6 separate regions of the Mus musculus genome follow, and all the other regions are linked to region 3. A link is a loop called in an ENCODE intact Hi-C map of the cell type or tissue named here. Cell type or tissue: left cerebral cortex. All regions are shown on one strand.

Region 1 (5,000 bases), 140 kb after region 3:
AAAACAACGGCTGTCTTTGTCCAATGAACAATGGGGTCTGTTAAGAGTAGAATAATCCACAGTTGTTTATGCAAGCATGAAAACTACTAATATTAGCCACAGATAATTCATATATCGGGTGACAGAATGAAACTCAGAAAGACCTCCCTAAGCTGATGGGCCAATCCAACAAAATGAAACAGAATCCATATTAGTGGCTCCTGACTTTAGATCCCATGATGCAACCCCAGTAACACAGGGGTTGAAGCTTGGCAAGTCATGGTGAGCCAGCAGTAAAGCAAAGTTGAGGAAATCTTTAATTTGATTAATTATTCAGATCAAAAATTTAGGGGGGGGCAGGCCTACCCCAGACCAAGAGAAGAGAGGTATACTAGGTTCTAGATATTATTTGGTGTGATGTAATGTCTGGATGTGCAGGTAACAGGGCCTGGCTTGTGACAGCCATCTTTTATCTTCAGCTTGACTGACTTTAAGGTCACCTGGGAGTCACCCCTCCTCTGTGTGGGTCTGTGAGAGTGTTTCCTAGAGCAGTTTAACTGAGGAAAGAAGAACCCTGAGGGATGCAGGCAGTATCATTCCACGAGAGTCTCAGGCTGAATTCAAAGGGAAAGAAAGCCCAAAGCACAGAGGTCACTTGTCTTTGCTTGTGTACGGCTGATAATCGCATGTGCCACTTCATGCCCCCACTACCACCACATCTTCCCACCTCGGCCAACTTCATGTGTCACCTCTTAACCACAAGTTAAAATAAATCCTTCTTCCCTTCAGTTGCCTCTGCCTGGTGTTTTGTCATTGTGTGAAGAGAGTGTTCCACTGTAGCGTGTGACAACGAAAGGACACAACATACTTATAACTTGAGGGTTTCACTATAGATAATAGATGAGAATAATTCTATGAAAACATTACAGGCAAAGCTAGAGCCAATATTGGGCAGTATAGACATTCACTCCTAAGTGTCTGTTGAAGACCTACTGCATCAGTCAGTACTAGAGAGGCAACAGAACTCCAAGTGATGGGCAACTTCATCAACACTTAGAACTTGCCAGAAATTAAAGTTCCGACAGGCTGGACACATCACGGGCTGACTGCTGAAGAGTTTAAGGCAAGAGGTGAGCTTTCAGTCAGTCACACTGGCCGTATATGTGACAGATAAGCCGTAAGCTCCTTCCCTCACAGAAGCTTGTGAGCACCCACGAGTCATGCCACACAGTTTTTCAGTTCTTTTAAGAAAAACACAACATGGCTCAGTATGGCGTCCAAGAGAAGCCGACAAAACCAACACTGGATAGTTTAAACCAAAAAACAATACTTTTTCAAGAGGGCTTCAGAGTCTTCAGGAGACTTGACAAGCCAGGTTTGAAGACATCATCTTCAGAAAAGATGGTTAGGGTAAGATGCCTGTGCTGTAAGAGGGGACCTCACATGACTGCCAACAGATTATGGTACTGGAGTCAACAAAAGCAAGGGCAACTGAAGGCACTCCCACCATGGGCATCATAGCCACTAACCTTTGTAAGTCCTCACTTCTAACATATACCCAGGAGGATGAACCCAAATATCAGGGTCTGCATTATGGAACCATGTTCAAGCATTTACTCTTACTTAAAACTGAATAAACTTGGTGACCAAGAATAGCTTACAGGTATCACAGGTCCATAAGAAGCCGCCAGGAGTCTGGAAGCTACCAGGCCATCTTCCTAGGGCTTGAGTTTCCAGGAAGGTGGCAGGCAATCACCTTTCCCTGCAAGCCTGGAGAGAAGGCCATTCGCTAAGCTCCTGGAACACGTGAGAACCTCAGGGGTAAAGCCTTCTTTAATGGTTCCTCTTTCTTCAGATCCTCCCACCCCTGGCAGTGTAGACAGAGAGGAGCTCACCCTCACCCGACCAGTCCCACTGTGGTCAATGGGTGGTCCAGAGGTCAGAGTCAGGGCCACTTCCCTTGCTACAGAATGATGTGCCAACAGCGTCTTCTGGATTCTGGGTGACACTTCAGAATGCCAGAGTTTCCTCAGGAAGTGTGAGCATACTAATCATGCCCCAGGGACAGGTGGGCACACGGAGAGAGTGTGCTCAGCTTAGCTTTGCCTCACAGCTGTCAAGCTGGGCCCTCTCATTAACGCCCACGGCTTGCTTGCTTGCTTTCTTTTTTGTAAGGTCCTTTGACTATAGCTCATGTACTTCAAATATGTCACTGAAAAATGCACAGATGGGATCCACCAGATCAGGAGAACGCTTTCACAGCTTTGGAAAGTGTGTTGGGTTTCTTTCCTTCAGAAATTTAAAAAAAAAAAAAATCCTAAATTCTAATTTCTAACCTTCCCACCTCTTCCTGCCTTACAGAGAAACTTCAACAGTAGCCAATGTTCCCAGTGCTGATAACGAATAGGGCAATAATTAATTCGGTGTTGGGTTTTTTTTCCTCCTCCTTTTTAATCCAACCAGCTAATTGCATCTGCTAGTCATGCCTCCGTAGTCTACAGAGAGGCCCACATCTGAAGCACTCACAGTAGCTGCAGCCCACTCGAATTCAGCTCAACACCAGGCCAGTAAAGGGAGAAAGGGGGACCCAGGAGGGGTGCCTGACAGGTGCTGCCCTGAGGGGGTGTGTCCTGACCGGGAGGCACTGTCATGGAGGAGGGGCCTGTGTCACTTTGAAAGTTCTGGACAAGGGGTTGGGTTGCTTTTTGTTTGCTTTGGTGTTTTTGTTTTAATGAAAGAGACAAGAAAGTGAAGCGTGGAGAGAGCTCCCAGGCGGTGTCCGTCTTGAACCGCTCTGGCTTCCTGAGCCTTTAGATCAGGACTATCTATGATGCTCTGACTAATGATAAAGAAACACACGGGACAGACATATCAGCTCAGCCCGCTCTCTGTGTATGAAGTACTCTCCTGTCATGAAGCTGTCTCATGCCAACGTGCCAGCATCCTCTTGCCCCAGTACATTTTGACATTTTGATATTTTTTGGATGTATGCGTGTGTTGGGGCGGGGGGGGGGGGCGGTTCACATGTGACAGCATCCAACCATGCAAGTGGAGGAAACGGACAACTTTCAGGAGTCAGTTTCCCCCCCTCTACCATGCAGATCCTGGAGACAGAACACACTGAGCCATCTCGCTGTCTGCCATTTTTAATTTCTGCATTCTAAACGTCCAGGTGGAATCTGCCATACCTAGTGGCTCATTCAACTGAGAGTTTTCCCTTAAATTATGTATACCACATCAAGTAGACCCCATAACCATAAATACTCTCTGTAGGATAGGCTGGATTAACAACCTTCCCAGAAAATTCTCTACAGAATGTATTAATAATAGCTTTCTACTGAAACACTACTTCTGAAAGCTCAGCAAGGATCCTTCACAAAAATGGCATCTCCTCAAGCACCACCTCCTGGTCCCTCCAGTGGTGGGCGGGGTCGGGTGGCAAAGCGTCCAATGAGAGGAGCACCACCTCCTGGTCCCTCCAGTGGTGGGCAGGGTCGGGTGGCAAAGCGTCCAATGAGAGGAGCACCACCTCCTGGTCCCACCAGTGGTGGGTGGTGTCGGGTGGCAAAGCGTCCAATGAGAGGAGCACCACCTCTTGGTCCCTCCAGTGGTGGGCGGGGTCGGGTGGCAAAGCGTCCAATGAGAGGAGCACCACCTCTTGGTCCCTCCAGTGGTGGGTGGGGCGGGGTGGCAAAGCGTCCAAGGAGAGGAGGGGATGGACAATAACTAGAACTCAGTCCTTACAGCACAGGAGCCCACGGTCAATGACTTCACATGGACATTGCGGCCACTTTCCTGGAGGTAAACTTAGCTTTTAGTTACTCTATGAAATGGTAGAGAAAAAGCATTTGAACACACACAACTGACTTCATGCTAGGATGGTGGCAACTGTGTGATATTTCAGTGGGACATTAGTGGAACCAAGGGCCAGGACCCAGTGTGTGCCAGACATCAATTAAAGTCAAAAGACACCATTAAAGATTCACCCCCATGGGGTCAGGTGCTTTTGTGGGATAATTTGAAGGTGAAGTTGGATACCTCAAGAATGTCACTGTGAATTAATGCTTCTCTGGGCTAGACTCAGAAAGAGTAGAAGGTGCTGATGTCCTTAAAGGACAAGATAAGGAAAAGGGTCTGAATGCTGGCCCTAAATAGGGCACAGAGACGCTGGCAGAACTGACATGTAAGTTTCCCCATTATGCTTGCAAGCACCTCACTAGTGAGAGAGGTTATAACCAATGGAGTAGGTTATACACCTGTCCTGCACTCCTGCCAATTCAAACAGCAGTGCTGGAGTGGAAAGGTCCAACCAAACTGTGGCTGCCTTTGGATTCTGGACCACCCTAGCCAATTTTCGTTCTGGTTGGTTCAACCGGTTGACTGACAAGCTCTGAGCTCTTAGGTCTACTAGACTGACTCTCCCAAGGTTGAGAACAGAGTCAGTGACCTTCAACTGCAAGTGCAGCCCATCTCCCAAAGTGGGTAGAAGAAAAATTCATCTGGGATCTCAAAATGTGACAGCAAGGCCGTGGTGAGGTATCACTGGGCCTAGCACGTGATGGATATCAGAAGCCCTCTCCTGCCCAGCATGGACTTCAGAAACGGTGAATATGGACAAGAACATCTGCTTTCTTTAGCTAGAGAGGTAAGAAAATCATGACTCTTTGTTGTTGTTAATCTTGCTTTATTGGTAGAAATTAAAATATTAAAGTACTCCAATATTAAAATTTAAAATATTCAGATAAAGGCAAATATGGATATACTATGGAATAAAATACAAACTTAGGATGATATTTCTTGTAACCAAAAGCCAAAGAATGCAGTTCACTGAAGTGTGCGCTCTGGATCATGGAGCTGGTGAATGGGGAGTGGGGAAGTATGAGAACCTTTACCTCAGACAGCTGGAGAAAGCCTAATAGATACAACAGCAGAAGATCACAGTTACATTTCCCGGGGGTAATATGGTCAGTCTTGGTAGTTATAAAAGTGAAGGCCATTGACCTTAGAAAACACACTTGTTA
Region 2 (5,000 bases), 340 kb after region 3:
AAGCTAATTCTTCATTGAGGCAGAGCTGTATAAACTCAGACAAGCTACCTGATCACCTATCCTCAATTTTCCTCTCTGTAAAAATCAGACCAACAACAGTACGTACATGGTAAGTTTCTTGTTGGGGAATAAATGACCTAGGACATATAATGGCCATGCCTCTGACAAGTATGTAGCAAATATTAGACTTAAAATACCTGCTGTCATTTTTGGTCTTGGCACAGTTACAGATTAAAACTCGTATTTTCTTATCTATAAAATGAGAGTACTGTCATTTACTTTTGAGATGTTATCAGATTCAAACAAGAAGATAACAGATATAGGAATATCAGACATATAGAAAGTAATCAAGTATGCCAGGCATGAAGGACCCATGCCTGGTATCCCGGAACTTAGTAGACTGAGGCAGGATAATTACCTTGAGTGTGAAACTTGCACACCAAGACTTTCTTTCAAAAACAAACAAGAGCTGGAGAAAGAGAGGAGCGAACGAGCGGGAGGGAGGGGGAGAAGGAGAGAGAGACAGAGAGAGAGAGACTACATGTTTTTGATCATGCATGAGCTTGAAACTGAACTGTAAACATAAAAGTCTTTAGCAAATCCTAAAATTGAGTTAGAAATGTCATGCAAAAATTGGTCCATAACTAAGAGAATGTCTGACATATTTGAAATGCAAACCCAAGTTTTTTGGTTTATCTTTAACTTTACCTAAAGATAACCTTTTGTAAATGTAAATTCTATATCCACAAAATAAGAAACATTCTCTTAAGCCAAACTGTTCTACTATACTGTAATCAAGAAATCTAACATGCTTTCTTAAGCCAAGAAACTATATATTGCTTACAAATCTGATTGAGTGTGCAATGGCTTAAAAAAAAATGCTTTCCAGCTGTGGTGGCGCAATGTCCTCAATGCACTAGTGAAACAGGTAAAATCTATGTGGTCTGAGGCCAGCCCAGTCTACAAAGCAAGTTTCAGGCCAGCCTGGACTATGTTGAGAGATATGGTCAAATAAATAAATAAATAAATAAATAAATAAATAGGATATTAAAAATTTAAAGACAATTCAGCAGGCATTCTTTGACAGTATTCAAGATAATTTACTGGGAACTGAAGACACACCTTGAGCCCTTGCCAAAAAGGCCTACACATTACCACTGATAATCTCAAAATACAACTTATAAAAACCATACAGGAGTTCAATTTGAACCAGAAAGTGGATAAGTAGCATAAACATGCGTCCAAAAAATAAGTTCTCCCCTTTAACTACAAGCCTGCCTAGATTTTAAAAAGCAAAAGTCATTTTTAAAAGGCAGTTGTTATCTGGGAAGCTATTGAATTTGTGCCAGAAACCAATATTTCAAAAGGTAAACCTGTAAAATAATAGGTATCTGTAAATGAAAGACTGGAATAACCCCAGGAGCAGCAACACAGTAATTAGCAACTTTTATAGAGTAATAACATGTTCCATATTCTCTCTACACTAGCTCTTTGAAGTTGCCAGTGTAATATATACAAGTTTTATTACATTGGAGCCCATCCTTGTGTGTTTTATAGGTGCTAGCATTATGCAGAGCAAGCTGTAGTCACCGTCGGATCTTCTATAAGAAACTGCCCGATAATTCGTGAGCTCTGTGTCTAGTTTATTTTGTTACACCTGTCTTTAAGAAAATAAAGTCACTTTGAGCCTAAGTCACTATGGAGATTCACATGCCCACATGCCATCGAGGTATGTGTCATAAATCATAAAGCAGTTTAGCTTTAAAATTGTGCATCGCATATTCATGTGCACACCACTTGCAGTTTTTGACACATGTGAACTCTTTACTGAATTAAAAAGGGAACTGCTCAGCTCTACAATCAGCGATTACCAGAGGCAGAACAGAAAGCAGTTAATATGCTTGTTCCAGCAGATGTTCATCCCCGTAAATATTAAACATAACACAAGTTCCTCCAGGAATATACAAGCAGTAATTTTACCACCTGAATAGGGCTGGTTGGAAACATTTAAGGGGTGGGGGCAATGTGAGGGATGCTGAAGCAGCCAATGGGATTTTTCAGACAACCGCAACTAGAATTAAATTGCATCTACCTGTGATTTACCTATAGCAGCTCTCCCTAATGCGAGATTAGCGAGAACTGGAACCCCAAGTGCATTCCAGGCTGCCAGCTTTGAGCTTGACAAAAAGAGTGAGGAGTTCAGCCATGGGCATGTGTGAAGAAAGGGTGCAAAGGAACCGAGAACCTCCGGGAAATGAGTCTCCCTGGGCCAAGGCCTCCGGAATTCGGGCACCAAGACACACTGGCCTCCTGCCTAGGGTGCTCACTTTTCCATCTCCAGTGGGAGTGAGGTAGGACAGAGGAAGGATGCAAACGCCAAGCAGGGAGCAGGCAGGGCGCAAGGCTAGAGAGCATCCTCTCCGGGCACTTCGTAGAGGTACCAACTCTAGGGGGTCACAGGGGTGGTGAGCCTGAGGCTCTCCGGGAGCTGGAGGGGAGCACAATCCGAAGGAAGGGAGCTGAGAGGGGCTGCGAGATGAGGGGTGGGCTCTCAGGCATCAGTGACACGTTCTAAAAATCGGTTCTCTTCCCCTCCACCGCTGCGCTCCTCCAGTGGCAGCCAGACCCCGGCCCCCTGAGCTAGCGCAGGCAAGCACCGAGGGGAGAGAACGGAACCGGAGACCGACGAATTCACGGGGAGGCGGCCGAGCATCCAGCCCGCCAAGGCTGGAAGGAGCCGGCCAGCGAGGCGGGTGTCCCCGAGCCACCCCACCCCCACGGCGGCCGGGCACCCGGAGTCCCGGCCCAGGTGAGGGCAGGCGGGGCCAGCGCGGCTCCCCAGCGGCCAGCACCGGGACTCACCACAGCGACTCGAGGTCCCATTCCTGGAGCAGGGCTAAGTCGAAGCTGTCCATGGTGGGAGGTGTCAGCGCCGCCGCCGCCGTGTCCGCCGCCGCCGCTGTGTCCGCCGCCGCCGTGTCCGCCGCCGCCGCTGCCGAGCCTCGGGCCGCCCGCGCGCTGCAACGAGAGGCGCCCGCTAAGGTGCATCCCGGCCGCGCCCGAGCCGCCGCCGCCCGCCTGCCCGCCTGCCCGCCAGTCACCCTCCCCCGGCTCTCAGTGCCCGGCACCCCCGCGGCCCCTGCTTCCCGGGCCCGCCCGGCGCACTCACCCGCTCGCCGGCTCGCGCGCAGCCACACTCGCCGAGAGCCGCGAGCTCGCTCTCTCGCCGCGCCGCCGCCCCCTCCCGGCCTGCGCCCGCCCCTCCGCCCCTCCCTCGCGGCGGCCCGGCCCGCTGCAGCCGCCGGCGCGGTGCTCTGCGCCCGCCCGCTCGCCCGCCCGCCTCTTTCTCCTCCGGGAGGCGCGTGTGCGCGGGCGAGGCCGAGGCGCGCGCGCGCGTCCTGAGCCCCGCGCCGCGCCCGCCCCGCGCGCCCCTGCGCTCCCCGCGCTCCCCGCTCTCCCCGTGCGGCTGCTCGGGGTCCCGCGCCCTTTCTCGGGCCGGACTGCCGGCTCGCCCTCCTCACCCGCGCCCCTCCATCTCTCCAGACCCTCAGTGGCCCCGAGGGTTGCGGGGGACGTCCTCTGAGCCAAAGGGAGCGGCGCAGCGGCGCCGAGGGCAGGGGGATGCCGTGCCGAGCCGAGGCCGGCCTGCAGCAAAGCAGACCCCTGCCTCTCGCCCTCGCCCCGTGTCCAGCTGGGACTTTCTGGTCCTCCGCAAATTAAGGGGAACCCGCAGGGCGCTGCGGCTGGAGGTGTGCACTCTTGAAGATCTGGGGTGGGCGCTAGGAAGGAAAAGCCCTGGGCGCCCCAGGCGCGGTGAGAGTTAACAGTGCAGCCCACGGCAGCGCTGAAAACAAATCGTTTCAAATATCTGGAGCCAGTAACTTAAGTGAAATAAAGAGGAGGCGGGAAGGAAGCGTCTTCCAAGACCTGCTTTCAGCTGCAGTTTAGCCTGGGGGCTGGGAGGACGAGGGGTATCCCACTAGCCCTCAGCTGCCCAGTCCCTGGAAACCAGTCTCCTTTCTTTTTATTTCATACTGGAAAGGCCTCTCTGGGTTTCCACTACAAACTTCCCGCCGCCTCCTCTCCTGTCTAGAGAGTGGCAGATTGTCAGCTGGAAAGATGATAGAGTACCACTGTGGCTTGTAAAAAAAATAAAACCCTTGCTATTATTACTCCCTTGGTTTGAGAGACTGCTCCCCCCTCGCTCATTATTATATACACTCTGAGAGTGGGGACTGGAGGCGTAGAGCTGGTCTATCCTTCCATCTCTGGGCTTCTGCCCTCAAAATTGAGGATCCCATGCTGGCCCCGGGGGTGGTGCATGGGGTTCCCCTCTCCCATGCTCTTGGCCCCAGTTCCTGGAGCCCTGTTCAGGATTCCCCAGGATTCCTGGAGAGAGCAGCACCGAGCAAAGCTCACCACTTACACCAAACCCCGCATGCCCTAAGGGAGGCCTTTGCAGTGTATCGGCCTTTGTTCCTTTTCTAGACAAGAAGAGCCACCATGTGAGGCCGCCAAAAATTTAGCCCCTTTGGTAGAAATCCTAGGAGCAACCCCTTTTTTTATTTCACCCACCTCTGAAGGAGAACTAACGAAGTCGTGGGCGCAGGTAGATAAACTGCCAAAAAGCCAACTAGAGTTCTATGCTCTCGGAAACAGAACTGCAAAGCTCTCGGGCCCCCATCCTTTTCTTCCCCCAGCTTTGGAATAGTTCCCTATTAGCATCCATAACTAATGTGAAAATATCAATCGCTAAGTGAAGGCAGAGTCTGCATCAAATCCGCTGTAGAAACTGACTGGTTATTTTTACAAACTAACAACTTCGCTGCTTGAAACACCACCCCGGCCCCTTTAGTTGAAGGCTACAAAAGAACAAAGGAAATATGGACAAAGTACAGGTGTGAAGGGCTGGGATCCAAAATCTTGGTCTACAGTGTATCTGGAGAGAAGGAGGGGGGAAATGTGCCTTACAGATACCTACTTAGCATAAACCCTCTTGG
Region 3 (5,000 bases):
CGAATGATTGTGCACTACTGTTGAACGCATCACAGGAACACCTGGGCATGTAAAGAAATTTGACTTTAATAAAATATATCCTGATTAAAACTCTCCTAGTACAACATAAGACTTTGTAGGAAGAAGTTTATTTTTTCAGGCTTTATATATGGTGGAGTTTCCTTCTTTCTACCCTCTGAGGAGTGTTGGGAGAGAGGAGGCTAACTGCCAGGGAGTGACTAAGTCATTAGATATTTAATTCATGCCTAGTGTTCAGGGAAGGACTCCCCGCCTGACAGTGCCTAACAGGATGTGCAACATGGAAAGCCTGAAGGACATTTCTCAAGTACTTCCTCAGGGATCCCACCAAGGGCTGGTACTCAGCCTCAAGAACCAGCAGTAGTGCCCATAAATGTGGTGAGGTTGGAATAGCTTGGCTCTAGCACAGTGAGGTGTGGCAACCTTGGCTACCCTGGTGTGCATCCTCCCTATTTTTAGATCAAGGCTTCTCCCGTTCATATCCAAAGAGGACTTAACTATGGAGGGACCCATTCCCAGGGTCAAGCTCTACCTGCTAAGCTTGGCTCTAGTCCTTACTGAGCTCCACTGTGGGCATGATGCCCTACTATGTGCAGAGACACAGGATGGTGCATTCTGCTCGTCTCTTGGGCTTGCCCCTTCATCCAGCAGCATGCTCTTTATTCTTACACTTGAATACCCTTAGTGGCAGAGTTAGAAGAGGTTACTGGTTTGTGGAGGTAGAAGATGGGGCTGTGTGTGGGACCCATGAGTGATATACACAGGATGACTTCAGGAGGAGTTTGGGGAGTTCTCCAGGAGAGGAGAGGAGCAGACTCCAGTCTGATAATATACCCCAAGGGCCCAGCCTATACATCTCTCTTCTATGCTATACAGACAGACACCAGCACCTCCAACCCAAGCTTTCCCTCTGCTTCCCATCCCCTCAAGCTGGTCCCTGATATGTTTCCCGTCTCCCTCAAACTCCTTCAGGATCAAGACCATGCATTGAACACTCAAATCCTTTAGGGGTGGCATGGTTTCAGGCACCAGGTCGGTGACGAGGAGAGTCAATGTAAAAGCTTTGAGCTATAGGCTCTGGCAGGTGGCTCTGGCATGGCTGAGCCCATTTTTATGAACGTCAATCATAGCTCCAGCCACGCTGGATCCACCACTCATACCTCAGCCTGGTCCTCTGCAGGACATGTAGTTCTAGGCACCATGTCAGCTTATTATTTGACTTATTTTCCAAGAGTTTAGCATGGGCCCCAGACAGTGCAGGAACTCAACAGCCGGGCCAATCCCCAACCAAATCAATGTGAACTCATAGACCGCTTTGAATCCACATAGAAAGGAACATCTCTCTCTCTCTCTCTCTCTCTCTCTCTCTCTCTCTCTCTCTGTGTGTGTGTATGTGTGAGCTCAATTCTATTTTCTATATCTGTGTGCTGAAAAGCAAGGACAGTGTCAGAAAAAAAATAATAAGCAGGATGTGGCCAACTCTAAATGGCATATGGAAATGGCCCACACATTAAAACCTTAATCAGTTTACTACCTAGAGCAACTATAATTGTTTTCTGTTTAAAAAAAATGATAGTTTTTAGAAGTCAAGGTGATTTTAAGTAAGGACAGTTGAAAGGGTGATTTACAGTATGACAGAACTAGGGAGTGTTACTGCTTTGATGCAAGCAAGGGCTTAGTCACCCAAGGCTCCATAGTGACAGGGGATGGAGGTATCACCCATGGCTTAGTGGAAATGCATATGCAAGGCACAGGGTTCCACCATCATCCCACCAATAACTGTGAAGTCCAGGCAAATGGACTCACATTCCGCCATCTTGACTCTGAGATCCAAGGTCCTCTATCTTTCCTTATAACAAAACAAAACAAAAACAACTCAAACAAACAAAAATAAACATCCCCAAAACACTAAAATACAAAACAAAACAAAAACCCAAACAACATCAACCTATAAAACCAAACAACAAACAAACAAACACAACAACAACAAAAACAAAACCCCCAAACTCTTCAACTAAACATCATTAAAAACATTTTAGGTAGTACAAAGGCTCGGACAATTATTTTGTATTCTTTCTTTGCACTCAAAGGTTGGCAAAGAAGAAAAGTACCTAGACAGTCCCTTTTATTTCCCACACATTACAGCTTTGGCTAAATCATCCTACATAAAAACCCAGTCTTTTTCTGTGTTCAATTTACATTTTCACTCCTGAACAGTTTGCTGTAACATTCTAGCCAGGAAATTAGAGAGGGATATTTTGGACTTTCAAAGGATTTTAAGGACTTAAAAATAAAATTCTGACTAAGAAAGAGACATGCTTACTCCAGTAGCTGGCCAGCAGATGTAAAGCAGAGGACACATTGGTACGCCATGATTAGCAACCCACAGAGGCAGCCAGAGGAATTTAGCATGCAAGCCTATGGGAGGGGAGGTGGGTGTCTGATGGTGCTGAGGCTCTCAAGAGCATAGAGTGGGCTGTGATGTGATTCAGTTGGCACAGTGCTTGCAGAGTCTGAAGTCCTTGGCTCTTATCTGTAGCAGCACACAAAGTAGACAAGGCAGTGCACACTTGTAGTCCCAGCACTTGGAAGGTGGAGGCAGGATAATTGAGATCACCCTTGGCTACACATGGAGTTCTAGGACTAGCTTGGGATAGATGAGCTACTGGTTCAAGACAAAACAAACAAACAAACAAACAAACAAACAAACAAACAAGTGAGCAGACAAGCATCCCCAGGGATGCCTGGCAATCACCTGGACGTAAGATAGGTTGGCTTCTATGGTCTCTTCTCTGTCTGTTCAAATGCTGACCAATTTTTGGGAACAATGCTATCTGGCAGAAACATAATTCGAGCTTCCTATAAAGGTTTAAATTTCTAGCAGGCATGTTAAAAGAAAAAAAAAGTGATATTAATTTGAAGATAGCCAGCTGAGTCTATGGGTTCTAGATCTGAGAGTTCAACCTACCATGAATAGTAAATTAAAAAAATATGCATCTTTACTGAAAATGGATGGGCATTTTCCTATGTCCCTAATCTCTACACAGCATTATAAAGCTATTTATGGTGTCTTTACATTGAATGAGGTGTCATAGACACTTTATTTGACACTTACACAAGGATGTATAGCACTTCTAAGTGAACACAAATACCATTTTCTAAAGGTTTGAGCACAGGTAGATTTTGGTACCCTGGAGCCAATAACCATTGATAATAAATATGCGTATATATTTACATATATATTTTATTTAACCTCACAGAGAATATACTACTACTTTAGCATGTAATAAAAAGGATCCATGTTATGATTATATTTTCTTCATATGACAAGTTTCGCATCTTGGTCTGATCTCAGCTCAGACTGCCCATTTTAAAAGAGCATCTTAGGTAGCCCAGGTTGGCCGGGAACTGAATGACTCTTTGGTGACACTGAACTTCCTCTGGATGTCTGGGATTCCAGGCAGGCCTATGTGCCAATGCTCGAGGTGATGAAATGCTGAAGACAGAACTGGGGCTTTCTATGCACTGGGCTGGCTTCCTACCAACTGAGCCTCGACTATAGACTGTGCACTGTAGGTGCTTAACAGCCACCTGTAGTTGGTGGCTCTCTGTTGGACAGCACACATGCCCAGCTAGACCAGGCCTTCCTATCTTGGGGGCCCAGGTCCCACGTTCTCCTTCTCACTAGGGGAATTTCACACCAATGGCTCCAGTTGCTAACAGCTTGATTCAGTTCCTTCGTTAGCTTTCCTATGACCAGGGGTGTCCTGCCAGGGACCTCCGTCTATGTGCAGGGACACATTCTTCTCCTGAGAGAGCCTGAATGTGCACGCTTAAGCTGGAAGGAAAAATAACCTGGGGAATGTCTTTCTGACTCTGTGTGAGGCTCCACACAGGATGGAGGAGGCAGGGATGCCTCTGAACTCCCTTTTCTCTGCTGTAAGTGAACATGGCTCGTCTCAACTGTGTTAACAAATAGATTTCTTCAACTCCAGAGCCCAGTAGCTCAGTATCCTACTTATCCCTTCTTTTTCTTCATTTTTTTATGTGTCCATGTGAGGATTTGCAGCTCCTTATACATTTTACTGTCATGCCAGGAGGGAAGAAACAAAGACATTGGAATATATTACCTGTGAGGATCTAGGTGATCAGCTACCGTGTTGTAGTTTGCAGCTCAGAGAACTCTCAGAATCTGGGGGGGAATGACTTGGAGGAGCACCCCAGGCCATGCGGGAAGGCTTTAGGAAATGCTCATAGCCAGCTCCTTTGAGAGGGATGGCAGTGCCCCTTAGAATGACAGCCTCGGACCACAGTCAGCTGTTCACACCCTTCCTTTGTCAGGGCACCAGACAAAACTGATTATTTTTCTGCTGAAAGGTATGGATAAAAGCCTAGATAAACTGCCTGTAAAGTTCCCCTGACAGAAGAGCTCATACAGCCTTTGCTGCGTGAACGAGCTGCAGGAAGCATCATCATCATGTCGCTTTATTCACATCTAGCTCCTCAAGCACGCTGTGTGGTTGCTGCAGGGTCTGTAAGCAGAAAGATGCAACCACTGCACCTCAGATGGACAGGATGCAATTGCGGGCAGAGGGCGGGATATCTACCCTTTGTGCCTGTCCGCATCTTTACATTGCATGTGTGTGTATTCATGTGTGCAGATGTGTGTGCCTGGGTATGTACATGCACATGGAGGCCATGGGTCCACATGAAGCATCTTTCCATGATCTCTCTCAATTTATGTTTTTAAGACAGGGTCTCTCACTGGCCTAGAACTCATCAAGTAGGTAGGCTAGCAAGGTGCCAGGGATCCCTCTGACTCCACCTCCCCAGCACTGGGCTTATAAGCACAAGCCATCACATCTGGCTTTTTACATGGGCTCTGGGGTCTACCTTGGGAGCTCACATCTGAAAGGTAAGCACTTTGCTGACAGAGCCCTCTCCCCACCATTTATTCCAAATGGGCAACACACTGTGTTTTT
Region 4 (5,000 bases), 70 kb after region 3:
AGTCGTCTCTAGGTGTGGGCTGGGTGGCTGGGGCACGAGGTACAACCGGAGGCAGGACATCCTGCTCTGTGCCTGGCCAGATGATGCACTTGGCTTATTGGAGATCTGGCCTCTCCTTGTCTGTGAATTCCATGAAAGAAGAACACAGGAGTCGGAGTGTTTACAAAAAGGAGAAAATTGTACAGGGTATGTCAGTCACAGAGGTCTTATCTTCAGGTTCTGCTCTGTTTACCTCATCCACCCTTTGATACACCTTCTTTCTTCTCTATTTGTGAGATATAATGGCAATTTAAAAATGTATTTTAACAGACCTTTAGTGATGTTAGGTCTAATACCATTCTACTCCAAGAGTCAAACATCCTGTCTTAATGTTTAAATTATTCTCTAACTGAAAAAGCTGAGGTTTTAGTCAAGTCATTTTTGAACTAATTGTCACAAAAGGAGCTCTGTATAGGTGTGGTAGGGTAGGGTAGGGTAGGGTAGGGTAGGATAGGGAAGAGAAGGGAAAGGAAGGGAAGGGAAGGGAAGGGAAGGGGAGGGGAGGGGAGGGAAGGGAAGGGAAGGGAAGGGAAGGGAAGGGAAGGGAAGGGAAGGGAAGGGAAGGGAAGGGAAGGGAAGGGAAGGGAAGGGCCAGCAATCCTGAGGCAGATTAAACTTTGACAGATAATTTTCCCAGCACGCCACGCTGCTATTCAGGGTCATTTTCACTGGAAGGAATCCCTGAATCAAAGGGTTCAAGTTTTGTTCCTCGCAGGAATCCCCCATATAGTTCAAGGGAGGAAATCCCACCTCAGGCTTTTCCTAGATGGAGAAAAGGTGCCCTTCCAATCATACCTTAGGAACCTCAAGACCCGCACTACCCAGGAAACAGCTCCCCTCTACCTCCTTTTCCCAGGCATGTCTGGGGTCGCCTGGTGTTAGACCCCACCCCTACCCTCTTCTCGGAGCACTTTGCTTTCAGCGCCCATTCTACTGAGTGGCAACATAGTAACATTCTCAAGTTGTTTATGGCCACAGAGTCTGGCTTAGTGAGATGCTCCTTAGAAAATAGTGGAGTGAATTTATGGGTACTTACAGGGGAGAGCTGGATTCAACATTGCTGTTTCTGTCACGATTATTTCTGGCATTCTTCCTGTGCTGTGCTACTACATAGGGCACAGGGGTGAGAGATCTCAGTGGTCAGAGTGGAACTAAATTCAAAGAGTTAGAAGTCCTTTAACTAGACTGTCCAATGAAATAAGAGGGATGGAGGGAGAGAGGGAGGGAAGGAGAAAAGGAGGGAGAGAGACAGAGACAGAGGAAGGCAGAGAGACAGAGACAGAGGCAGAGACACAGAGAGAGAAGGAGCAAGAGCTGTTCTGGATTGGAACCCAGTGCGTCGTGCTGGGTCTCCACTGCCAACCTTCCTTCTCTCAGGTTGTGAAAACCAGCTGAGGAGTCTTGAGTGAGGAGAACACACTTGTTTTCCAATATGGCTATTTACAAGGGCTGCAAGTGATTCCTCGATGGCATCCAAACACCCACCACCCCCAAACCCCCAAAATGAATCTACCAGCTAACACCTAGAAGGAATTTAGTCAATATCTACTGACCCAACTTTATTACAGGGTAGCTGGCGAGACTCTGGATCCACACAGCATAAAGTTCAAGATGAATGTGATGCTTTAAAACTATCCAGCGCCTACAGAAGGACAGTAAAATAATGTTCCCAAGAGATAGGAGGAAAAGAGGGAGGGGGACTGTTGGCTATGCAATTCTCAGACTGGCTTCAGATTACACTGGGAGAGAAGGAAAAGGTTCCGTGTTTGCTGAAGTCTCTCAGAATTGTTTGCTTTGGCTGCAAACAGCAAGCAGAGTCGGGATTATCTTGGGAAATTTTCAAGAAATTTAAATTTAAAACAAAGGGCTTCTTTTCTTTCTTCTTCTTTTTTTTTTAAATAAAGAATAGGGGTCAGTCTGTTTACCTCATGTAGACAGATGGTTGTGTTTATGCACTTAGAGGAGTAATGCAGAGAGTGATTCCAGAGTTCCAGATGAGGCGCATTTGCCAAGAAAATGCTTCCGGTTGGCAGAAGGCAGAAACCCGTATTGGGTAAATATTTAGCAACACACAAGAATTTTAACACTAATATCTCATTTGTAGTGGAGTATGCTTTATGGCCTGCTGAAATCTCTTTCCCCGTTCTGTTTCACAGTCAATGATAAAAACCAAAACACAGTCACCTGTCTCCTGCACCTGTGCCTCCGCACTGCAAACTGGCTGCAGCAGTGGAAAGTGGCCTGAGAGAGAGAGAGAGAGAGAGGGCCCTTCCCACTGTCCGGCTCTGGGCTCTGGGTTCACAGACAACTGTTGGGATAGCAACAACAAAAATCTGCTAAAATAATTTTTTTTCTTATTCTGGTCTGTACAACCAACAGTTCCAGCTGGATCTCAGTGGCTGCCTCCAGCCAAAATGTGAGTGTGTGGGCTCAGCTCTGAGGCATTTGATAGTATTCCCGCGTAAGGGAGGGACGAGGCCGCCACCAGCTGGCTTCGTGCGGGGGCCATGTGCTAAGTGTGTCACCGGGCACGGAAAATACAAAGAATGGGCTCTTTTCCAAATGAGCTTACGGCATGTGGGCAGACAGGAACCCACAAACACACGTGTGCTGAGGTAACTCCCTCGGTCACGGGCTGCAAATTCAGATGTCTCCGTGGGTGGCAACTCGTGGAAAGGAGTGACATCGGAGCTTGCCGTGTGCATAACAGGAACTCTAGAGAAGCAGGGTGTAAACACAGACTGACACTCTGTGCCAAGTGCCTGTGGGGGTCTTCTCTTTACCTGCCTGTGACCCACGAGCATCCCGGAACAGTGCCCGGAGGAGCTGCCCGCACTTTCTATGCAGAGCAAAGCTTCCTCTCCTGAGTCCTCGTGTACTTGAGGCCCAGGCGCACAGTGAGGCAGCGCATGCGCAAAGGCCACACCATGGGCATCAGCGGGCCGCACTGTGATGTGCTGGGGCTTAGCGGCTGAGCCCTGAGGAGCCAGTGGTCTGGATTTCCTCCCACAACGAAAGATACTGCCACACTGGTGTAAGCACCCTCACCATCCTGCCCTTGAACACATCTCTCCTTAAGACTCTTCGTTCAGAACATTTAAAGTCACTCTCTACCTTCACGATACATCAGGCACTCCTTGGGTTCTTTTGTTTTCTGAATCCATGAAAATGTTCCCACGACCCGGTGACATCCGCTAACGCTAGATGCAAACCCATGGCTCAGCCATTTTGTCCCGGGTCTGGTGGCCTTACACAGAAGACCTTAGGCTTGTGTCCTGCCCAGTTTGGTTCTGGGAACACAAGCTCTGCTTGCACCCCATTATAGAAGGAAAACCCCCAAACCTGGGAAATTTGTAGTCAGCATATCTAGCTCCAACTGGTAACATGCATGTCCAACTGACCTGGTCTCAGTGGACAATACAGTCAAGCTCAAGTTGATTAGTTTGAGGTCTAAGACGCAAAGGTCAAGCAGTCTCAGAAGTGGGAAAACTGTAAGGCCAGTGCTCACAGCCCCATCTAGAAGCCGTGCATTCCTGTGAGCCCTCGTTTCCACTCCTTTCCTTTCCCTTATTCTTAATTCTTTACTGAAAAAAAAAATACATTTGTTTGAGGGGCAGGAGAAATGGCTCAGTGGCTAAGAGCACTGACTGCTCTTGTAGAGGACCTTCTAGTCCTAGCACCCACACAGTAGTTAATCCAGTTCCCGGGGATCCAATTACTTCTCTGACTTTGACCGACACCAGGTTAGCAAGTAGTGCAACAGGCATGCATACAGACAAAATGCCCAAACACATAAAATACAGTTAAAAATTATTTTTGTTTGGGAAATGTCATACATACATACATACATACATACATACGATATGGTTTGATCAAAGTTACTCCCCAATTCCCTCTCCTATAGCTCCCCATTCCCCAACAACTTTCCCTCTCAATTTTGTCTGTCTGTCTGTCTGTCTGTCTGTCTATCCATCCATCCAGCTTCCTGTTGCTTTTCCTTTTGTGGCTTATATATTTATATATTTACCATTAAGCATGAAATTGCTACACTCTTGCTCCATATATATTTTTATATATAACAAGTTGTAAAATGTGTGATATATATGTATTTATAATGATAACCTTTATAGAGTAAGGAAGTTTAACTCAGTTCATAATTTATTGAGTGTTTTGATGAAAAAAAGTGTTGAGTTTTCTCCAAATCAGTCTTATGTGTCTACTGAGAGTCTTAGGGGTTTTTCTCATGTGTGTTATGGTTGTGGTGTATTTTAGTGCTGTTAACACATAAAATCAATTTTGAATGCATGATACTAACTGTTAGTTGTATATAGTTATGAGGCAGAGTAATATTGGCTACCTGAATACAGCATATCCTGTTCATGTCAGGATACTGAACCACGATGGGACTCAGAGTCAGAATTTTCTGATTTTATCATTACATATTATATGCATATGTTGAATTATCATCCTGAACCTCATTATTATGTGAAATTATAAGATGATTAAGGAGACATAAGTGGTAAAAGTACTTCCTGGGAGACATAAATGGTAAAAATATCAATGTGGTACATTAACAGGAAGACAAGCAACATACTAGTAATAACCCAAATCAGTACATTATTTCATAGAATTTTTACAAACAACTTTTAGGTGAGTTTTCCAATAAAAAACACTGAGAGATTAAAAAATTGTTATAGCTATGAATTTCCATTTAAAAATAGTGATAACTATCAATATGAAGCTCAGAGACTTCCCCAAAGACATGATAGTCAACCAGAGTCAACACTCAGAACCTGAATTTGCAGGCTTGTGACTCAGACACAGACATAGAAAACATCTTTTATTTATACCGACTCGTAGCACAGACTACATCATTACATGATCCCATCAAAACTAGACTCCCGCATCGCATCTTCAACTCCAGTGAAGCTTCAGACGGCCGCCTGGTCACCATCCCTTCC
Region 5 (5,000 bases), 81 kb after region 3:
TTCATGAGATGGCTGGTCCCATGAGATGTCAATCCTAACACACACACACACACACACACACACACACACACACACACACACCAGTGCAGCAATTCACTGTTCTGCAGGCCCCACCCACCCTTTGCCCTTGACTTTGGTGATCCATGGTCAACTGCAATCTGAATCTATCAATAGAGAATTCTAAAGACAAATGATTCCTAAGTTCTTCAGAAGTTTTATTATAGTATAATTGCTCTATTTCATCATCAATATGGTTAATCCCTTGCCATGCCTAATTTATGAACCCAATTTTATCTTAGGTATGTATCATTAAGACAAAACCAGGATATCTAGGGTTTGAAGCTATTAGGCAAAGTTTTGAAGATACTCCTCATGAAAATGGTGGCCTACATGATTGTGATTACTTCAATTATAGGTTGACAAAGTCCTAAAGCTACGGAGAGAGTCCTGAGAACTCAGCTAGAGTAACAGGCCAACTTTAAAGCAACAACAGGGTTTTCAGACCAGCATTTCCCACATCCTTTGTCTTTGTTCAGCAGATTGCTGTAGTGGGGAATCAGCCAGCCGATAACCATGGCTGCCCAGATGCCAGGGGCATGTAGCCACTCAACGGAATAGACACCGAGCTGCTTTATGACGCAGTGCTATAAAGCCAAAGCCAGATAATGAAAAAATAAACCAGAACCTCGAATTAATCCTTCCATTCCAATTTGCTATAAAATATTTAGAGGATTCAGGCTGGTTTTAGGGTGGGACTCAACCTGCCATGGAACTCTGTCGAACTCGCACCGCAATGGCCGGGTTCCCGCCACGCCATCTGTTCCTGACACTTGGTCTCGTTAGTACGACTGCTTTTATTGATACACACAGCCATGCTCCTCATACCATCTTAGCTAGGCATTATTTATTGTATCCATATATACAACAATATTAACACAGTCAAGCACCAGGATGGGTACTTGAGGGCATCATTAAAATCAGCAGTGTTCAGTTCAAGATTTAATGATGATTTAATAGTATTAAATGAGGAAAAAAGGGCCCTTGGCCTTTCCATTCTCATTTAAAAACATATAAAAGAGCAGTAATTCAGGCAGTTACACTTCTCTCAAAGATTTTGCTCTAAATCACAGATGGCAAGGAGAGGCCATGGCCGGGTGCTGGCTCACACCCCACTCACTCTGACCGAAGCCAGAAGTGCTTTGTTGGGTCATGATTAGCAAAATGCTTGCAAACTCAACCCTTACATCAGAGTCCGGTCAGCACTAGGCTGAAGGACAGAGGTAAAGGACAAGGGAAAGGTGATGTGGGGTTCTCCCAAGGCTGCCCCGTGCAGACAGCCATCCTCCCTCACAAGGCACTGACACCAACGTGCATCTGAACATGCTGTGGGAAGGAAGTATTCTGCTCTGTCTGCAGGGAAAACCTTGTGGCTTTGCTCCTTGGCTCCCAGGGCTTCAAGGCAACATGTTTTGCACACTCAGCTCCCGCTTGCTCTTGCTGTCCACAGACAGGCCACACATCTCTGTTGCAGAAACAAATCATTTAGCAATTCTCTGGGATGTGCAACCTGCAGAGGAAGACTACACAGTTCTCTCTAGACACCATTAGGCTGGGTTTCAAAGTTGGGTGGAGGCTGTTTTGGCAGAAGAGAAATAACCCTGGAGTTCAGTGGGAGGTGAGGCAGCCTGTTTGCTTAGTTATGGACCAGCTCTGCTCCTGCCAGCCCCTGAATTCACTCCCTATCTCTAAGCTTCCTCCTGGACCCATCCCAGATTTTCTGTAATTAGAAGACAGAACAAGACTAGATTACATTTATAAAATGTCCTTCCTTTAAAAGGCTTGCCATAACTTCTGTAAGAAGTTGTTGCCAATTAGGTGACTGGTAATGTCTGCATTTCTACAGACTGTAAAAAGCAAGCAAATATCATCAGAACAAAATGGCTAACCTCTCTCAGAACCAGGACCAGGCCAATCTCAAACTATCTCGTGTGTTAGCCTGCACGAGTGCCACCTATCTGGCATGAGGAGAAAGTGATAGTGAGCATGGGCAGGGTGTGTCAGGGGAAGCCTTCACTGTATGAGGAGGGACACTGCTTGCAGGACATGTCCCACTGCTAACAGAATCTTTCCCATACTTTCTCAAGGCCTGCTGGAAAAGGAAACAACCATAGCAGAGGCAAATTAGCTGAGAGCTACAAAATGATGCTCTCTGCATTTTAAAGCACATTACAGAATCTGTCAACTACTTCCAACAATGAAGGCGATGTAGAGCCAGCCAAAATTACACAGGCATGGACTCTAGTGATGATACCTAAATTAGACCGTGGATGGCGGCTCCTGCAAAAATAAATGCAAAGTGATTGCTCATCAGAAAACCCACACGCTCCCGTGCAGACCTCTCCCGCCTGTGATAAATTCTTCCATCAAAATGACTACTCAAGCATTTACCAACTGCCCTCGAAATACTGCAAGTTGATGTTTCTCATCTGAAAACGTGTACACAGCACAGAAAAGGGAGGGAGTTTTACAGCAACACCAGAGTCTTGAAGCTTGTATGGTAAAGGCAGGGCCTCAAGAAGTTTTACAACCTGGTGGAGAACTATGTGGTAACTACTGTTACGACTGCAATCAATTTGCAACAATTTGCTAACAAGGCTACCTTACACTACCCAAACCACATAGGAGCAGTGCTTTGAAGTTTTGAATGAAAGACACAGAACCTCTGGATGGATGAGATCTGAATTCCCTTTACCCAGTGAAGGGGTTCATAGACACATCTGTGGTGACTCTCCTAAAGAGCACTGTTCGCTTTTGTAACTTAAGCAATGATATCCATTAAGTAGCTACTGAATTTGACAAACTGTCTCAACTCTGGGAAACATTTTACTAGTCACAGCTAAAGAGATACTATTTGCCGTCTTAGTGGGTAAAGGTCAAAGGTGCTGCCACAATCTTACAGTCCCTGGAATTGTCCCTGCAGCAGGAAATTACCTAAACTCAAAATGTTAATAGCGTCAAGGCTGACTCCTTGATAGACACATGAGCCAGCAGTTCTGTTTAGCGTAGATAAATGAAAACATACAACTATGCGAAGATTTGCACACAACAGCAGATTTACAAAGCCTGAAAGTGAAAACTCAGACTATCCTTTGACAAACAAATAATGGAGAAGCCTATTATTGGTAGACACATTCAATGGGATCCTTCTTAACATTAAAAAGGATGGACCAAGATATGAGCAACACAGATGAACCTCAAAAACATTTTCACACACCAAGGAAGCAGGGCCCAAAGATTATATCTTGCTTGAACTTAGACAGCTAACATCTGGGATCGGCCTTCGAAACTCATCTGTGGTGCCGGAGCCTAAGACAGCGAACCTGTTGATGAAGTTCGTCTTTCGAAGGTTTCTCCTTTCCTGTTCTGAACCTTGTGTCTATACTTTCCACACACTTGTGTGAACTGAATGTGACAGGCATGCTGTCAGCAAGCCCTGCATACACTTCAATTTCTCTGGTTTCTTTTTTGAATTATGCAGAATCATGGGACTGAACCTTCCAACACTGGGAGTTTCCCAGTCATCTCTTTCCTTTTTGTTTCCGAGTTAATATCATTTTGACCAGAGAACATATTTTTCTGTTCTTCAGAACCTTCTAATGTAGGGAGGTGTGTTGTGAACACCAAACAGTCTAGTTTACCAATTGTGCCATGCATACTTGACAAAAACCACTGAGTGCTGAACTGCCCAATGGGATGTGCTAAGGTCGCTCAATGAAGCCACTAACCTGCTGCTACTGGGTGCAGGGCTCATCATGTCAACTCCTTTGCTTGAGATTTAAGGTCTTCTGTGATCCTACTAAAAATTTTTTTTTTTCTGTCAACGATGAGAAAAGAATACTGAAATCTCCAACTAAAACTGCCAGGTTGTTTCTCTTGCTATTTCTACAGTTTATACCATGTCATAAAAGGTTCCTTTATTTTATGAAAGGTTTATAAAGGTTGTTACATAATTCCAATGACTGGTTACACAATTCTTATTATTTTAAACTTTTCCTCCAAATTCCTGACAATATTTGTCTTGGATTCAATTATAAAGACAACGCCTTCCATCCTCGTTTTCTTTAGATTAGCATGTGCATGAAGTTTTAAGTCTTTTGCTTTGGAAACCTTGATTTATTTTCAAAGCATATAGGCAGCATACTGTCTGCCTCTGAATTGTTATAGCCACTTTAATAACCTTAAACTTTTAAGTAGTGCCTAGATAAGCTTTTCTTTAAAGTAATTATAAAATGATAGAATGTAAGCTTACTTCTTTGATATTGGTTTACATTTTTTTCTCCGAGTTCTCTGTCTTCTTTTTAGGGTCAGCCTGATCGCTCTTTCCTATACATTTTCTAGGTTTCTGGCTGATCTGCTGTCCTGCTGATTTCCCTGGGTGTCCCTATGGTGACTTCGCACATTCTGTGTGCCCTAAGTAGAAGCACAAACCTGTGTGCGGACAGCTTTAGAACTCTCGTGACTTCAGTTCTCTCCCCTCAGCCGTGGCTTCCTCTCTTTTTGCTCTAGGCTATCGGTTATTTAAAATAAAATTAAAACTAGGAAAAATAACATTCACCATTTCCAGAATGTTCATTTTATGGAGACACAGTTTCCATTCGCCCCGACTAATGTACGACAATTCTTATTTATTTTGTTCCATTTGTTTCAATGAATTTTCTTGTTATTTGTAGATGAACTAATTTGCATTTATTTTTGAAAGCTGTTTTTGATGGGTTTAGATGTCTAGGGTTTTCTTTCCTACTTCAAACATACAGCCCACTATACCACTGTTTGTATCATATCCAACAACAACAGCAACAAAAACAACAACAACCAAACCTGCTTTTCTCTAGATTTTCCTATCAGTGGTATTTGCAATTTACAATTTTTAACTCATATTAATTGCATTTTGGTCATCTTGCTTCTTGCTTTTGTTTTGCTGAACTGTATTTTTTCAGTCT
Region 6 (5,000 bases), 150 kb after region 3:
GGCAATTAGGATCTTTGTTAAAAAAGGAAAATCAGCCAATAAACTGTGATTTTGTGATGGTCAGTAGCAGGTAAAACCAAGGTAGGGCATTTCTGGGACCTTGTGTCAATCTTCTCCAGACCAACCGTGCATTTTGCTCCAGTTGAGGGGAGAATCAAGGAAAGGCAGCTTGATTAAGAAAAAATGACTTTAGCTGAATTTCAAAGGACTAAGTTAGGACTTTAACATGAAGTTGTTCTTAAAATGGAGTGTTCTCTGTCTGCAATTACATTTAGTTAGATTTACAAAAACAACTTGAGTTAGGGGAAAATTCTGCTCTATGATTATTTACTTAATGGAATACAAAGAAGCGTTTTAATTCTCTCATGATGGATTGTTGAATGTAGTTTCTCCTAAAGTCATTCAGTATCTCACGATATCTCAAATATGCTGCTTTGTAACAAGCATTACAGACTTTAGCAAAAACAAAAACAAAACAAAAAAAAACATGTTTTCTGATGTTCTGCCTATAGGTATTATTTGTATTGTTTATAGTTATCCCGATTTCTGGGGAGAGGACTCTAAAATTTAATAAAATAAAAAAAAATTAAAATTTAGGACCAGGCCAAACCATCAGTTACCTGAGTGAACCATCATTAAACTCCTGTGTGAACACGTGATGCCTCCTGAGAGAGACAAAGGCTGTGAGTAGACAGAGACAAAGCTTGCAAACAAATCTACTTTAGGGTTCCTAACTTAGAACACTACGGTAATAAACTATGAAGACTTTAACCCTAACCCCCTATAGACCTGGAATAGAGAATAACTTTAAACAGAATGACAGCAAAACCTAGAGATGTGCCAGGCAATATCATCAGTGTGTAACCGTCATGGGGTGCTCAAGGAATGGCAACACAGCAAACTCCATCCCCATGGCACCAGATGTAACCAAGAGGCAGGTAACCCCCAAACACGGAGACTACAGCAGCTGCCAGAGTACACTTCTCTGTAGTGTTTCCAGGAGTACAGTCAAGCTGATGATTAAAGGGCAGAGCAAGTATGTATAGTTGTAACACAGCTATGTACATCATGATCAATGTACACACACCAGACATAACTACCACTGTCCTACTGTCCTAGAACCACAGGTCAGTAGGTACAGCATCATCAGAATCATGGGACCAGTGCCCTGTCCCAGGACGTTAGGACAGCCACAGTGCTTCCACTTAGCGATAGGACCTTTCCAGCTTTATAGACGCTCAGGGGATCATCTCGGATTCAAATGCCCCTTTCCAAACAAAACACCATTATGTGGTGCACAGCTGTCTGGATTAAATGTAGACAGAAGAAAAGAAAACTTGGACAGCCCAAAGGCTGCAAAATTAGGTCACTTCAGAGGCCTGCCAGGCTGTCTTTATGTGTCCTAACGCGTGTGCTCAGGGGCAGCCCAGGACTCTGCCGGGGAGAAGAAATGAAGTGCTAACTTACAGGGTTGAAAACAATTCCAGACCTGGCCGTGGTGACAGAGACACAAAGCACGAGGCTCTCAAACTGTTTTCCAGACTGGATTCTTTAACAAAGGTGCCTATTATTTATGCTTTTGAAAAGGGTCTGTGATGTTCCTCCGAGGCCCATAATGAGTTCTGCAGATTCGTGGAATTCCTCTCTTGAAATCATTTCCTTTCCCTGAACTGTTAGGTCTCCGCCATCCATCTTCCAGTTTATTTAAATCCACACTGTGGACAGGATCTTGTTTCTATGTTCTGGGCCATGCTCCTCAGCTTCTTAGTGCATCCGTGAATGAGCATCACAACAGTATTAATAACACTAAGGAAGTACTATGCACAATCTGCAACATGTGTGACAGCCTCCCTCCACCACCAATCCCTTTAGGTGGAACAGACCACTAACATGTAATCTCTGTTACCTTGTTGGTAGACGACAGGTCAAGGGTGCTTTGTCAAGGAATTCTGACCTTTTGGAGAGGTTAATTTAGGTCAGCTGGACACGAACAACTGATCTTTCTGTGCTCATGTTTTGTCAAAGGAAGCAAAAGACATTGGTTAGCATCTCTCATGGTCACATAACTCCTTAGGCCATGCCCAATTCTCTGGGGATTAGAAGGCCTTGTCTTAACGCCATGAGCTCTCTCTTGAGTTTTATGATAATGTCCATTGGAACAATCAGGTGGCTCTATGTGCCCTTTTTAAAAGGTATTCTTAATTATTGCTGCAACTTTTATTAAGATATAAAAGTCATTATGTATGAATATGAGTACTATCTAAAATGACAGAGAAAATGAGAAGGTGTTTGGATATTCTTTCATTTGCTGTGATGCCAGACCAGTAGGAACAAAATTCAAGCCTCTGAAGAATTTCTGCAGAAAATATTAGCTGCAAATACCATTTAAAGAGAGTTTAAAAGAGTAGCAACAAGAATTTTGCTTTCCAAGAATTTGTCTCTTATGTTTTGTGGGTGGTGAGTTTTTGTTGTTGTTTTTTTTCTCTGCAGCTTTATATAAAAGAAATACAAAGCAAACAAACAAAACCCAAGACTGCAGGAGTGTGTGAGTGTGGAAAGACATGTGTGCACTCGACTAAGAGAACACATTTCCCGTTCCCACTTTTGTGCCTCACGCCTAAGAGTGCCTGCTGAACCCTGGGAGATGACAAGACATCTCCCAGGGGTGTGACTCACCCAGTTCTCTGAGCCAGTGCTAGAGCTGTTTTTCCTCTTAGGAGGGCCAGACAGACACTTGGCCTTTCAGAAAACCTCAAGGATGAGTCACAAGTGACATGCATTGGCATCTTGAGGGGGGAGGAAACAGAGGCTGGAAATATGGCCACACAAAAGGTGGAATGACACTGTGAGCAAGCACGAGTATGCATGTACACATAAACACACACATATGTACACATACATGCACATACACTTGCACACACACATGCATGCACACAAATACATACACACATGCTTGAGCACACACATGCATTTACATATATGCATACATATATACACAAGCAGAGAGACACACATGCAAACACACATGCATGCATACATACATGCAAACACACATGCATGTACATACATGCATACGCATACATGCATACACATGCACAGACACACACACACACACACACATGCAAGCACACACACATAAATGCACATATACTCTCACACACATGCACATGCACACATAAGCACACACACACATACATGCACACACACATGTGCTAGCTGTTTTGCAAAGCAGCCAGGAGAATCCCTCATCCCAGGATCCCTGGTCTTCACTTCTTCACACATATATAGGCCTCCCACTCAATTTCAAAAGGGTGCTACCCACCCTGGAAAAAAATTAAGCCCACATAGTAGCTGGGAAAATATGCAGCCAGGGAGACAGATGGCTTAGGGAAGAAGCAATCTGGATGGAGAGTGAGGGTGTGGGAGTGGAAATGTGGGCCTGGAGAGGGGCTGAGGGAAGAAAGGACGGGCGTGAGTGTGTGGTGACAGATGACAGAGTGCTGTTTGGGACAAGCAGTTGGAGAAAGCAAGGGAAATGGAAGTGATGTATTTATGCATAAGGGCTCCTTTACCATTAGGAAAACTCCCCTTCTGTCTACTCTGCAAGTCCCGCTGCTTCAGATGGAGGCAGACAGCAGAGAGCACATGCTTCGCCAAAGAAACAGAGGTGACTTGCTATCCCGACACGATTTCTATTTCTGATCGAAACAGATCCAAACTGAGCTAATTTGTGTACAGCTGCAGGCTATATAAACACGGCTGCTTAGAATTCTTTATAAAGTATCGGCCTTTGCACTCAACACTTCGTCGAAGTTAATAAGTAGGTGTCAAACTCTGAATTAAAATCCCTGCAAGAGGACACAGCACAAAGGACAATAAAAATGATTTTTAAATAATCACAGGGATAAATAGCATCTACTTCTGACTGATATAAGTGCTAGCATAAAATGTTATTAGGCTACCGACATTGTCTTTTGTTCAGAAAGTATGTTTCATTCTCCAACCATGCCATTTATCATCCTAATGAGCCCTCAAGCTGTAAATTAAACAGCAGAGACAGATTCATTCGAAAAGCATCTTTTCAGAAAAAAAAGGAAAAGAGCTAGGTGTTATAACAGTTTTCTACTTTTATTTTCTCCTAGTGTACTGGTTCAATTTTCTTTCATTGAAAAAAAAAAGCCCTTAGTACTTGAACACTTCATGGGGTAAGTTCATGCAATTTATATTTTCAGTAAACAGTTCATTCATGCTCCAGTACTCTGGGACCAGCTAGCGAACATAAAGGAGAAAAAGAAATCTCATTTTAAAATGCTGTGCCCTGTAAATTATGTTTGATCCCAGAAAATCTTAGAAACCTGGGCATGCATTTACTTTTTAGTTTTACTCGCAAGTGATTTGGTCCAAAGGAAATCCTCAATGGGAAAGGATTAGTGGAAATTTCAAACAGCTTTAGTTTACTGAACCGAATGTATTAATGGCTAAGCAAATACCATTTCCACCATTAATGATAAAAGAATAAGGTCACGAGCCAAATTAGTTGCGATTCCTCGTTACGTATCGATAAGAACATTACCCGTTCCTATGATGAAGAGAGAAGTCGGGGTTTTCTACTTGACCTGAATTTATGCATGAGCACACACAGGAGTGACTGAACAGCTATGCTGGGGAGGGGCACCCAGCAAAATGAGACTGGGAAAGAAAAAGAGCAGCAAGTCAAGTCTCATTTCAGCATGATTGGTCTTCATCCGCCTCCCCTCCTTTACCCTCTCTTGCTACAGCCTATAAATCTTTTTTTTTCCAATCTCTTGCTGTCCCTGCTTATGTGAGAGCCTAGCTCACCCATATCTCTCTCTCTCTCTCTCTCCCTCTCTCTCTCTAGCTCATCCTCTGTGTGGGTGAATGTATATAAAATGAAGAGACAAATAATTGTGCTGTTGAGGTTTTCCTGATGTCCAGGGAACAGCCATTAATCTGGGCAATGGGGCCTTGGAAATCCCATT

Evidence for each region. Hi-C counts contacts between places; a loop is a spot of excess contacts. Peaks named below come from ENCODE experiments on the same cell type or tissue, not always from the same donor. Only the 100,000 strongest peaks of a DNase experiment are listed, where the experiment ranks them.
Region 1: it touches region 3 in a loop (19-fold over the local background); 4 of 42 quality-filtered maps call a loop at or near these places.
Region 2: a loop joins it to region 3, with 6 times the contacts of the local background. A loop is called at or near these places in 2 of 42 quality-filtered maps.
Region 4: a loop joins it to region 3, with 4 times the contacts of the local background. A loop is called at or near these places in 2 of 42 quality-filtered maps.
Region 5: a loop joins it to region 3, with 2.3 times the contacts of the local background. A loop is called at or near these places in 2 of 42 quality-filtered maps.
Region 6: a loop joins it to region 3, with 16 times the contacts of the local background. A loop is called at or near these places in 4 of 42 quality-filtered maps.

What each region holds. Positions count from the first base shown.
Region 1 is chr1:38,427,012-38,432,011 of GRCm38, forward strand. All of the region lies in intron 4 of Aff3 (AF4/FMR2 family, member 3), which reads right to left. Among named protein-coding and RNA genes, the nearest start is that of Aff3, 200 kb to the right of the region's middle. In left cerebral cortex, no CTCF peak of the experiment used is centred here; DNase peaks (open chromatin) are centred at 2,155 and 2,456.
Region 2 is chr1:38,624,227-38,629,226 of GRCm38, forward strand. Aff3 (AF4/FMR2 family, member 3) reads right to left here and starts at 3,018. Exons shown (of 22, transcript NM_001290814.1): 1 at 2,863-3,018. The coding sequence starts at 2,915. In left cerebral cortex, no CTCF peak of the experiment used is centred here; DNase peaks (open chromatin) are centred at 2,320, 2,801, 3,193, 3,216 and 4 more places; H3K4me3 peaks cover 2,876 bases; H3K27ac peaks cover 1,396 bases.
Region 3 is chr1:38,286,495-38,291,494 of GRCm38, forward strand. The region is part of intron 8 of Aff3 (AF4/FMR2 family, member 3); the gene reads right to left. Among named protein-coding and RNA genes, the nearest start is that of Gm16150, 70 kb to the left of the region's middle. In left cerebral cortex, no CTCF peak of the experiment used is centred here; a DNase peak (open chromatin) is centred at 2,428.
Region 4 is chr1:38,356,355-38,361,354 of GRCm38, forward strand. The region is part of intron 5 of Aff3 (AF4/FMR2 family, member 3); the gene reads right to left. Among named protein-coding and RNA genes, the nearest start is that of Gm16150, 140 kb to the left of the region's middle. In left cerebral cortex, no CTCF peak of the experiment used is centred here; DNase peaks (open chromatin) are centred at 2,103, 2,563 and 2,957.
Region 5 is chr1:38,367,036-38,372,035 of GRCm38, forward strand. All of the region lies in intron 5 of Aff3 (AF4/FMR2 family, member 3), which reads right to left. Among named protein-coding and RNA genes, the nearest start is that of Gm16150, 150 kb to the left of the region's middle. In left cerebral cortex, a CTCF peak has its summit at 2,032; a DNase peak (open chromatin) is centred at 2,337.
Region 6 is chr1:38,435,189-38,440,188 of GRCm38, forward strand. The region is part of intron 4 of Aff3 (AF4/FMR2 family, member 3); the gene reads right to left. Among named protein-coding and RNA genes, the nearest start is that of Aff3, 190 kb to the right of the region's middle. In left cerebral cortex, no CTCF peak of the experiment used is centred here; DNase peaks (open chromatin) are centred at 2,702 and 3,403; H3K27ac peaks cover 724 bases.